Regions from separate parts of the Homo sapiens genome. Here region 2 is linked to region 1. Evidence: chromatin contacts called from ENCODE Hi-C data. All regions are on one chromosome and are shown on one strand. Each heading gives the region's core, a stretch centred on a gene start or an enhancer-like site at or near the end of the contact. The rest is flanking DNA. Distances are from core to core; before and after follow the strand shown.

The links. A loop is a pair of places that touch in the nucleus more often than their neighbours do. Pooled maps may share reads with other maps.
Region 2: a loop to region 1 is called in a pooled map, with 7 times the contacts of the local background. The contact joins two enhancer-like sites. A Hi-C loop is called at or near these places in 2 of 37 single-sample maps with no recorded cell type and 3 of 50 pooled maps.

Annotation. Positions count from the first base shown.
Region 1 is chr7:7,319,666-7,325,798 of GRCh38, forward strand. All of the region lies in intron 1 of LOC107986764 (a long non-coding RNA gene), which reads left to right. Among named protein-coding and RNA genes, the nearest start is that of LINC03016, 68 kb to the left of the region's middle. RefSeq lists enhancers at 1,929-2,028, 2,079-2,128. Within about 2 kb of position 2,254, at least 3 of the 41 ENCODE cell types and tissues checked have a DNase peak (open chromatin) inside an H3K27ac peak, as active enhancers do.
Region 2 is chr7:7,759,584-7,765,716 of GRCh38, forward strand. The region is part of intron 2 of UMAD1 (UBAP1-MVB12-associated (UMA) domain containing 1); the gene reads left to right. Among named protein-coding and RNA genes, the nearest start is that of RPA3, 44 kb to the left of the region's middle. Within about 2 kb of position 2,853, at least 10 of the 41 ENCODE cell types and tissues checked have a DNase peak (open chromatin) inside an H3K27ac peak, as active enhancers do.

The DNA.
Region 1 (6,133 bases), core at 1,004-3,503:
AAAAAAAAAAAAAAAAAAAAAAAAAAGTATGTAAAGCCGTGGGGCTGGATGAGAGCTCCAGGAAGAAAACATAGATTGAGAAGCCATCTGAGACCTACATCCTAGGTTTCTCTGGTGCTAGAGGTCAGGAAGGGAAAGACGATGTAGCCAGGACTGGGAAGAAATGGCCAGTACTGCAGGAGAAAACCAGATGATTTCCTGGAAACCAAGGAAAAAAATAGGCACTTAAGAAGGAGGGAGGGGCCAGGCACAGTGGCTAATGCCTGTAACCTCAGCTTTAGAAGGCCGAGATGGGCGGATCACCTGAGGTCAGGAGTTTGAGACCAGCCTGGCCAAAATGGTGAAACGCCGTCTACTAAAAATACAAAAATTAGCTGGGCGTGGTGGCATGCACCTGTAATCCCAGCTACTCAGTAAGCTGAGGCAAGAATGCGGAGGCTACAGTGAGCCGAGATCATACCACTGCTTTCCAGCCTGGATGGCAGAGTGAGACTCCATCTCAAAAAAAAAAAAAAGAAAGAGGGAGGGATCAACTGTTTCAAAGGCTGCCAAGCAATTAAGTAGAATTAAACCTAAGGATTTTCCACTGCATTTGGCTCCTCTCCTCCCTGTTTCCTCTCATTCGATAGAATAGATTTATTCCTAGTGGCTCTTAGGGCCAGTCTTCCCCAGTTTGGGGAGACTACTATTGCCTATAGAATATTTTTTCCCTCTTCCCTACTCATAGACCCTACTTTTATCCAGAGTGCTCACATATCCACCTCCTCTGAAGCTAGAAATAACCATATGGCACAGGCCTAGCCAGTGAGAAGTAAACAGAAGGCATAGAGCGCGGAATTTGGAAAGTTCTTTAAAAGGGAGTAACTCAGTGGCAATGAGAGCTTGCTTCCCTTAGCTCATCCTTTTTGTTCCGCCTGGAACATGGATGTGACAACTGGAAATACATCCTGACAACAGGAAGACTATGGATACTTCCTAATGAAGGTGAGCAGGGAAGCTGGAAGGAACCTGAATTATTCCATCATGGTGTGGAGCCTCCAGGACAGTCCTGAACTATTTACCTTTTGATTCTTTTTTCATGGAAAAAAATACATATCCCCAATTTGTTTAAGATACTGTGATGCATTTGTTTTCTGTTATGTGACAACTGAACATAATCCCAAGTGACAATGCTAGTTGTGTGGTCTTTACCCATGGCTCTCCTGGCCAAAGCACTCCTGTCATCCCACAAAACAGAAATAACGTGGGGTTGGAGATGGCAGGCCATGATTCCTGGGCCATCTCTGCTAGTCCTATACAGCGGTATGCCTTGGTCATGTTGCTTGAACAATCTTTAAACTTGGCTTTCTTTGCCTGTAAAATGGCTGTGTTAGAAGGACCAACCCTTGACCTTCTTTTATGACTTTACATTTTTTCCTTACAATTAATTCTCTTGTTGGTTATCAATGAATTGCTCCGGTCATGCTGCTTGAGCCTGGATGAAATCAAGACTGTAAAAAGAAAAAAAAAAAAAAAAAAAAAAATCCATGAACTACAATAAAAATAAGCTCCTACAAAACTTGATCTCCAAAAATGGAAGGCTTCATTCCTTTTAGTGACTGCCTGGTAAAGCAAGAAAACACAAAAGCAAAATTTTTGATCATAAGTGAAAAGTAGGCTTGACACATTTAAAGGCCTAAATTTGAATTACAAAGTCTAAAAGTATTTCAACATTGTGGGTAACTTGTACAAGTGTGGGTTCGCATAAGACTTCAGCCATAACTGCTGGAGACACTGGTGGAACCCCCCAGCCCCCTAGAGAGTGGGCTGGCAGAATCGTGCAGGTCAACGTGGATGAGAACTGACTGCCTGGCTCAAGACCCATGCCTCGGGTCAGTGAGGCTAGCTTTGGAACCCAGGCAGAGGGTATGTGTGTGTGTTGTAGAGGGTTAAAGGAAGGCAAAGGAGAAATGAAAAGTCTAAGAGGAGGAAAGACGGGGGAAAGTGTTGCCTCTCAAAGAGAATGACTTTCAAAGTGTCATCTACAAACACTGATAGTTAGATCTAAAATGCCAGCACAGAATGTGCTGGTTAAGAGTAGTGTCAATTCAGGGTCCAGTGATTTTCCTGCTGGAAACCCTCCAAAGGAATTTGAGACACAGAGGAAGAACAGTCCTGGCCCGGGCAGAACTGCTTATGTCAATGTCAATGTTCATATTTGCATGACCGAAAACACACCCAGGGCAGGTTAGTCATGCTCGGGGCTATTGTCTGATCCAGCCCTGTCATTCTCACACTGTGAAAGAGAAGACTTCCACAACAAGTTCACTGGGGCGAAACGCTTAAAGTTGGTTGACAGCTTCAGCTGGGGCCACTTGTGTAGGAGCCCAGTCAGTTTGATCAATGTAGCTGAGTTGGCTCTGGGCTCTGTCATAGCCCCAGCTGGGTTCTGTTTACCATTTACTTCTGTGGGATATCAGCATATGCCTCCCAAAAATATGAAGGAATGTTGAGCTGAAGGCCATTAACAGGAAATGGACGCAGGCACACTCTCTGCCTTTCCTCTTTTTTCCTAAAAGCAGGATGTAGATTTACAAAGACATGTATATATGAAATATACATGTTAATAAACTTCTGTTTGTTTTTCTCTTCTGAATTTGTCTTTTGTAACAGGGGTCAGTTTCAATAAGAACCTGTTGAGGGTTATTATTTTTACCCTACAGTTCAAACATTTTGGTTTTTTTATACAACGATGTTGTAACTTATTGGGTTTTTTCTTATCATTAGGGGAGGAATGGTGGGCTCTTGGGTCTTTCTATATCTGGTAAAGGAGAGCCACGTGGTTATGGTTCAGTCCCAAGCAATATCATGGAGTCCCCGGGACAAAGCAGCTTGCAGGCATGCTCTGTGGGTTCATGGTTGGGAGCTTGTGACAGCTTTTCTTGTCAAACCCTGCCCAGAGCTCTTTCCACTTCGAAAAAGAGGCCCCAGGAGGCAGTGTCTTAGCTCAAAGGCATAACTGGTCAACCTAATGGAAGGACTTCAGATAAGTGGCAAGTAGATGGAATAGATATTTTAAGGTCACAGAGGACTTGCCAATTCCTTTATATCAGAGAACTGACGGGGTTTGGGACATGCTACCCCCCCCCCCAAAATATGACACCTTGTGCCAGTTTATTACCATTCGATCATGCCATTCCTTCATCCTATCACATTTCCTCCCCATTATTCACTCTTCCTCAAACCTACCATAAAATACACTCAGATTTAATAAAACTTATACTCAGCTTTAGTAAAACTCATATTAAATAAATGTGTTGCTTTTTTCTTCGTATAGGAGTCTCAGCCATTAACCTAGGGTGAGCAGAGAAAAAGGTACTTTTCTTCTCCTATAGAACCTTGGAACCTGCTTCATTTCTATGCCTGAACTTTGTACCAGCTGCTGATGTTACCTTGGGCTCAGAAAAATAGGTAAAGGGACTAGAGACAATAGGAGAGAGGGAAAGGATGGCCCTACTGGGAGAAGAATGAGGCAGTAATGTTTCAGATCACCACCATCAAACATAGGCCTGAAGATCCTACCCTTCTCCCATCCTATCCCTGCCCCCATCCTATCTCCCCCTGTTAACTGAGAATTTTTTATTCACCCATTCAACTGATACAAATTCATTGGAGCACCTGTTATACACAAAACACCATACTAAATTCTGGGATATAGTGAGCAAGACATATAAGGCACTTGCTCTCAGAAGAGATAGTAAAAAGTAAATAAATAAACATTGTGGTAAAGAGTCACTGCAGGAGCTCGTCACGTTTGAGCTGAGATCTGAGAGGTGAAGAGTGAACCAGTCATGCAAAGAGCTGTGAAAGGGCTTTCTAGGGTGAGGGAAGAGCAAGTACAAACACTCTGAGGTGGGAAAGAGCCTTGACTGTGGAGGCAGAGAAAGGTTGCCAGTGTGGCTGGAGTTCACGGGAGCTGAAGTGGGAGGCGTATGAAAGACTCAGGTAGGCGGCAGGAGCCAAGTCACATTGAGCCTTGTCTTGCAGGTTTTATGAGAGGCCATGGAATGATTCGTTGTAGGAGAGGGGCTCAATCTAATTTAGATGAATAATGGCCACAGTGGTAGCTGTGGGAGAATGTATTGTGTATTGGGCCTGGAGGGAGGATACTGGAGCATAATGTTGGAAATTGAGGAATTCCTCCCTCAGCCTTGCTCTGTGGGGCTTCAACAGCTGAGGAGAAAATCAAAGATTGGGGAAGCATACATTCTTTTCTTCCCCATCCAGAATTCTCTTCCTAGTTCCCAAAGATCTTGAAGGCATTTATTTTCCTCAGTGGTTATTGTGTCTTTTCTGCTGGGGGGATGTGCCCACATTCTTTTCACTGTCTGTTGACCACCATCTGCTGCCGTCTGGACTCTCATAACTCCCCTCCTCCCATTGCTGCTACTTTCTGTCCAACTGCTGCCAAGACTGTCTAGGGATGGGAGTGCTGGGATGGATCTTACCTCATGATTGGAGAGATTTCCCTTGACAAGACTGTCTCAGACTCAGGCCAGAGGGTGCTTTAAGGTCATTACTAGTTGCCATATGGAATACCTCTTTCAGTGTTCTGCTGTTCGGTTGTCCTGTCTCCAGTTCTTTGAGTGGCTCCAACCCAAGCCATCTTCTACTTCCTTCTAAAAACCAACACCCTAGAGTTACCTCAGCAAGTATTATATTCCACTCACTTATTCCCATCCTGCTGTCAACCTGATCCAGTGTGATGCTGACCTGAGACCCTGTGGACTTGACTTTTATCCTTGGAAATGAACATTTGTGGAAGGTGTTTCTGCTATTTGAGCATCAGCTTTTCCCACTGACCCCTGACTTGGTCTGTCCCTCCCATCTCTGCCACTAAAACAGCCTACAGCCGATCCCTCTAATTGGCCCCTGATTCCCTGTGAGAAAGGCTTGACAACTTCCTTGGATGCATCCTCTGCCCAGGTGAGTGACCCCACCCTCCTGGAATCTGACCATCTAATCTAAAGTTGCCTTTGCCCTTTCTCCCAGGAGTCTGAGAATGTCCTCATACAAACTGGACTCACAGCTGGCCCTGATATTCTAGAATTTCTAGGCAGACATGAAAATTAGATTGAAGCTGTGACCTTCATTTCACACATATAAAAAGAATGTGTGAGGACCTATGACTAATGAAAGCAGCCTCATTTCTTCACAGTCGTTTTCCAAATACCACTAATTGCCCTATGCTTTCAACGCAAACACAGAGTATTACTCAAACTGCCACAGAAATGAATGAGTAGAGAGTACCACACCTGGGTCACTAGCACATCTTGAATGACAAGGTTTCTGTTCTGCTCTCTTGACATCCTACCCTTGGAAGTGACAAGATTGGAGTAGACACTGGCTCAGGGATCGTTTCCTCCCTATCTGCCCTCTACATGTATCCTATCATCTAGATTTCCAGCACTTTCTTCTTTGCTACCTGAAAGAATCTAACCAATAACATGAGTAAAAAGAACCAGACTCGGTAGAAGCAAACATGACTATCTTGCTCTTTACAAAGCCAAATGGTTGATAGACTTCCCTGTATGTGGGAGAGAGAAAGGAAATTCTGACCCAAATAAGTTAGACCTTTTCTGTAGGATGCCAGAAGAAGCTGAGATTCCAAGCACATAGTGTTTTGGTTTCGATTTTGGAAGAATTAAAGAAGACTCAGTTAGTAATTGGAAGGGGACATGAGGAAATTGAGAATAGAAAACCACATGGATAAGGTTAAAACAAATCCCAAATCCATTTAAAAAAAAAAAAAAACACAATGTCCCATTGCCATGAGAAAATGAATGTAATGAGTGTTTCAGTGTATTGTCTATGTACGATGTTGTTGTAAAGCCATTTTAATGTGTTAGGAGGTATTTTACTCTCTTCTTGATTGGGTCACTGAAGTAACCGTGAATAGCAATGTGGTGCATAGAGGCAGTGTGGAAAGGGCGCTGGGCCCACAGCAAGAAGACCTGGATTGTGTACCATGTGAGGACAAAAGGCCACATAGGTCTCTAACCAATGATATAGGTTAGATATTATGTAGGAGGAAGACAAAGACCTAGAGACTGTGCAGCGTTCTGAGCAGTGAGCACTTGAAGATGTGCCCCAC
Region 2 (6,133 bases), core at 1,603-4,102, 440 kb after region 1:
GGAAAAGTACTATCATGAAGAAAAAAGTACCAGGGAACCTGAAACGAGATTAAAACTGACTGAAAGGATCTAGGAAGGAGTCTTGGAGGAAGGGAAATTTAAGCTGGTCCTTTAGGGATGAAGACCTTAAAGGTGTATGACAATTAGACATGCTTGTAGGGAAGAAGGAGGAATGGAGATGCTTTCCAGGCAGAGGAAAGATATACGAGGGGAAAAAGTATAAGACCATGACATATTCAGGGAACAGTAAGAGAAGTGGCTCAGACTTTCTGGGAGACAGTCTGCCATATTATCCCCCTTCTTCCCTAACTTAGGCAGTGTTAAAACATGGCTGCATATTCTTTGACACTCTCCCATTGAAAAGTTGTGTCGACGCCCCCTCCTCTTGAATCTAGACGAGCTGATGACTGCCTCAGTCAATAGAATATGGCCAAAGAGACCCTGGCTTACAAGGGTCAGTTGCAAAAGGCCATGTGACTTCTGCTTTGTTTTCTGGAACACTTGCTCTTGGAGCCCGGAGCCACCATTTAAGAAGTCCAACCAGCTTGAGGCCATCATGCTGTAGAGGCATGTGTATAGATGATCTGGTTGACGTTCCCAGCTGAACCCAACTTTCTAGCCATTCTACCAAATGTGAGTGAAGTTGTCCTTCAACTGTTTTCTGACTACCAGTACCCTAGAGCAACCTCTAACATCACTACACAGAACAGAAGAAATGCTCAAGCTCTGCCCGAATTTTTGACTCACAGAGCTGTGAGATATAATACAAATAACCATCCTGGCTAACACGGTGAAACCCTGTCTCTACTAAAAATACAAAAAAATACAAAATAATAATAATAATAATAATAATAATAATAATAATAATAATTGTCTTGAGTTATAAGTAGTTTATTATACACCAATAGATAACTGGAATACCAACCAAAGCCAAAGTGAGGGGATTTTTCTTTAGATGCTTGCTGAAGACAATATTAAGTCATCCAAAAACCTCTCCCCAGAATATACTACTGAATGTAATTTAGCACTTATGGCAGGAAGACTGAGTTTGGATAGCATTCAAGGCAGAGGAAATGACATGAACAAAGATAGCAAGGCAGGGAAGGACAGGACATATGTAAGGTAGAGAGTAATTAGGTTCAGCTAGGAGTAGGGCACCTCCTGGGCACAGTGAAAGAATAGACTAAAAGAGAAGGTTAAGGACATGCTATGAAGGGCCTTGAATGTGAGATTGAAGAAAATAACAGTACCACTGAAGATTTTTTGAAAAGTTTTACTAGCAAAACAGCACTTTTGGGAATTTTTTCAAATGCTTGTGGGATGGACTGAAGTATGGAGAAATTAGGGGATCATTTTGGAAGCTATTGCAAGATACTATGTGAATCAGATCTGTGGTAGCTGCAGCCAGAATGAAGGCTGGAAAATAGATAGGAAATACTGTGGGCAGGACCACCACTGACCTGCTTAGTGCATTTTGTGAATTATGAAAAGGTCACCCCAGCTGGGCACGGTGGCTGACGCCTGTAATCCTAGTACTTTGGGAGGCCAAGGTGGGCAGATTGCTTGAGCCCAGGAATTCAAGTTCAGCTCAGACAACACGGTAAAACCCTGTCTCTACAAAATATACAAAAAATTAGCCAATATGGTGGTATGTGCCTGTGGTCCCAGCTACTCGGGAGGCTGATTTAGGAGACTCACCAGAGTCCAGGAGGTCAAGGATACAGTGAGCTGTGATCGTGTCACTGTACTCCATCCTGGGTGATAAAAGTGAGACCTAACTAAAAAAAAAAAAGTACCACTTCTTTAAGACATTTTACTTCCATCTGTTAGAAAATTGTTGTAATATGTTTATTAGAATAAGACACTTGACTGCCATCTGCTGGAAAATTATTAAAGATATGTCTTTGGTTTCAATGCTCCTCTCCTTTTCACATCCTTGTGCAGTACACAAATTTTGTGGGTGCGAGTAATAGGACTTGGTAACGGATCACATTTCTTATTAAAAGGAAAAGGAAGAAATCTCAAGTTTGGATGGTAGGGAGGTTAGTAGTGACATTAATAGAACTAGAACTTATTATTGGGGAATAGATTTATAAGGCAGAATCATTCTTTACATGGAAAGACACTCATCTTATTATTTATTGATCCCAATTGTTTGCATTTACTTAGTAAGAATTTTGATACCTTTTCTTCTAGAATCTCAGCTCTCCCCCCTTGTGACATCTGAGAATGTTGACCAGTTCCTCTTTTGTATTCCATACACCCCTCTCTTCTGTATCTTTTCTTTCTATTCTGAACGTTGCTTCTTATCCGTCTCCTTTGCAGGCCCTTTTCCCTCAGTTTCCATTCTTGTGCTTTTTTATACAGTGGGCGCTCAATAAATGTTTGTTTAATTGAATTGCATTGCTTTTGAAAGATCAGTTGCAGGTTTTTCAGGAGACTGATTCATAGGCAGTTAGGGACTAAGGGCGTGCCAGAATTCAGAAAGTAGAAACCTATCCTAAATACAGTTCCTTGTTTCGGGATGTATTTTTTACACAGTAGGTCACTCTTCCTTGGGGAATATCTGTACTGTTGATCCGTTCATCATTGTTCAGCAGTGGCAACACCAGGAGAACAAATTATTTACATTGGCTGTGTCATATGGGTGTGTCTAATTCGGAGAACTTTCAAACAAAATAATGAAGCTTCCCCAGCTTCTAACTTGGGAAGTATGAAAAGTTACTTAAAAAAAAATCTTGACTCTTGTTTAAGTACATCAGTGACTGATTAAGTCACAACACATTTTAATATTTTCATTCGAGGTTTCTTGCTAACATTCTTACCACCACTACCACTAACCCCACCCCATGTGTGTAAGTTACTTTTCCTTTCATTTTTCGTGGGTCTTGTGTGTTAAGGCAAAGTCAAGAACTTTGCTCTTCTGATAACTTAACATTGATTGTGTGACTGCTTTGTGCAAATTGCTATGGGATGCCTCATGGAAATTACAAAGGTTTCGTTTGCTTCTGCCCTTCAAGAGAGACTTGCTTAGTGGGAGAAGTAGATGCATATGCAACTGCTCCAGGGCAGGCGATGACAAGGATCATAATATAGTGCAGACAGAGACAGGATTCCCTGTCTTAGAGTGATATAAACATCACTCGAAGACTGAGTCACATATATGGACTTGCCATATTTCTTTCCTAAATTGCACACTTAACTCTTCACTTTCCTGGGCTGGATTAGAATTTGTTTTCGTCGAAGGCTTCATGAGTTGAAAGCACATTACATATATGTAAGATTTAATGGATTTAATTTAAAATGCATTGAATAACATTAATTTTAGCAGGTTTGATTGTTTTAAATGCTTTTAAGCCGGCACTCTTAAACGAAAATAGAGAATATCAGAGTGATATTAAATAAACAATGATATAAAACAGGAGTTTTATGTTTATGGAAACCTAGTATTTAGGAAATAAATATCCTGAAATTCTCTAGCCAAATTATATTTTTAAATGTTTTGAGCATAGGATACAAGTTATAAACAGCCTAGTAGGGAAAAATGTATATTACTGTCATAAACATAGGTAGTATTTAAAATATTAAATATGGATAATTGATATTTAATTGAAGTGCTTTTTATTTAATTAAAGCCAATGACATTTTAAAATTATTTCTTTATTAATTTTTCTTCAATTAAATTTTAGCCTGTATTTTAGATACAAGGGGTGCATGCGCAAGTTTGTTATATGGGACTATTGCATAATGCTAAGGTTTGGGGTATGGATCCCATCACCTGGGTAGTGACCCTAGTACTCAATAAGTGGTTCTTCAGCCCACATTCTCCTCCCTCCTCCACCCCCAGTAGACCACAGTGTCTGTCATTCCTGTGTTTATGTCCATGTGTGCTCAATGTTTAGCTCTCATTTATAAATGAGAACATGCAAAGCCAATGACATTTTTCCAGTCATTGGAGTAACAAAGACGTTTGAATTTTAAAAATTTAAATATATTTAAGATTGAAATTTAGGCCGGGCGTGGTGGCTTACGCCTGTAATCCCAGCACTTTGGGAGGCTGAGGCTGGCAGATCACCTGAGGTCAGGAGTTTGAGACCAGCCTGACCAACATGGAGAAACCCCATCTCTACTAAAACTGCAAAATTAGTTACAAAAATAGTAGAGTGATTTATGTAATAAGTAAACAGTTCAGGTTTACTTGACTTAATAGCATAATGATTTACAGCTTTTACTTAAATTCATTCTGAGATGAAATAATACAGCCTCTAGGAAGATACATTATCTGGTTTTCCTTTGCATTTTCATTAAAAATCTAAAATTGGAAATGAAGTATGTCAACTAGTTTTAGAAATGATAGTAAATTGGGAAGCATCTCAAATAGCAGTAGAAAAGAAGATACCAAAAAGGTTTAGAAATATCACAGGAAATAGTGAGATTCAGCCTAAGAAAATGCAAGCTAATACATGTAAGAGCAAATAATCTGAAATAGATATTTAATGAGAGACAATGCTTAGTAGTAGTGAAAGGGAGTCAGGTGCTATCAGACAGCAAAGCAGATATGAGGTTGCGGTGTGATACGGCAGTCACAGAGCTGTTGCCATCTGGGGGGTCATCTTGCAAGCTCATTACAATAAAGCAGGGAAGCAGAAATCTCTTACAAATGTCAGTGTTAAGACCACATTTGTCTTATATCAACTTAAGAATGTCCAGACCCATAGCTATCAATATATTGAGTGCTGAAAGAATAGAAGCTGCAGTTCTTAGAATAGGGGAGAATTTAATGTAATAAAAATAATTTTAAAAAATAAAATATCTTTGCTTCGGTTAAGTAGTAAGGCAATATGAAGTTATACAGTGGATATAAGCAACTTGTTGGAAGACAAATTTGTTTAGATGAAGCTGAGACTGTGGAAGGTGAGAGTAGTGTGAACTTGTTCATAGGCAGTTCTCAATACCTAGGCCAATTATGCAGATAGTGAAATAACATCTTAAGGCAGTGATGGGAGCTGGATCACTTGAGGTAAGTTTGGACTGTATGAGGAACTCCATTAGGTAACAGTGCCGGAATTGATTGGAAGCAGTGTGTTTTAACAATGAGGTCATATTTTTAATGTTGTCTATACTGGTCCAATTACTCTGCCCCTTGTTTACAATATGTGATTCAGTGCATATACTCAAGAACCATTCTTATGTCTTGGCAAGGTACCCTGCCCTTTCTCTAAGCACCCTTTTTGATCTTGGCTTCTAGAATTTCTTTGACTGCTTTACTTCTGATCTCCAAAACTGGCCTGCTGTTTCTTTTGAAGCACTTCCTTCCCTGTATGTACCTGCTGTATCTTAGCTCTGATCATGTTTGTACTTCAGCTGTCACTGCCTACTACTGGTGACACCTCTGCTCTGCTCTATTCTTAATATCATTCTTTTTTTTTTTTTAAAGGACATAGAAAATCAGGTATTGTCTTGTTGTCTTTAAGTGTTGACACACTTAAATTCTTGAAGTCCTGTTTTTAGTCTTCCCTTCCCAAATCTGACAAATATATAGCTTTCTACTTATGTCAGTGAGGACAACATCTCACTGATCAAAAATCTCAAGTTCCTTCACTCATATCTTGCCTCTCATCAGTTTACTCTATGTATCTGTCTCTTCTGTGTCTGTCCTTTTTCTTCCAGTAGCCAAATTTTTAACCTCGCCTTGAGATCTTTCTTTCAAAATACTCCTTTGGCTTCGAGTGCAGTACTCCAGTGCTTAAAAACAATAATATTTAATCAATCATACCATAGCTTCAGAAACCATTGATGACTTGTAAAAAGTTCTAATTCTGATTAAATTTTGATTTTTGGCTACTCTTATTTAAAATTTTATGAAAAGTAAATTTATCATATTAAACAAATTTAATAATTTTGGTAGCTTAATATTACAATTCTAAAATTTGCTTTTTAAAATTGAAACTGTTTAGGTCATTGACTTTGTATACTTTTACTGACCCATTAGTCATTTCTTGAGTTTTGTCTCTGTGTCAGGGATTGAGGTAGGCCTGCCCTGAGGGTTATGAATGAGGTGTGGTCTTTGGCCTTAAGAAGCTCACATTCTTGTTATGAGCAATACTTTTGTTGACTGAGAAATCATTAATAT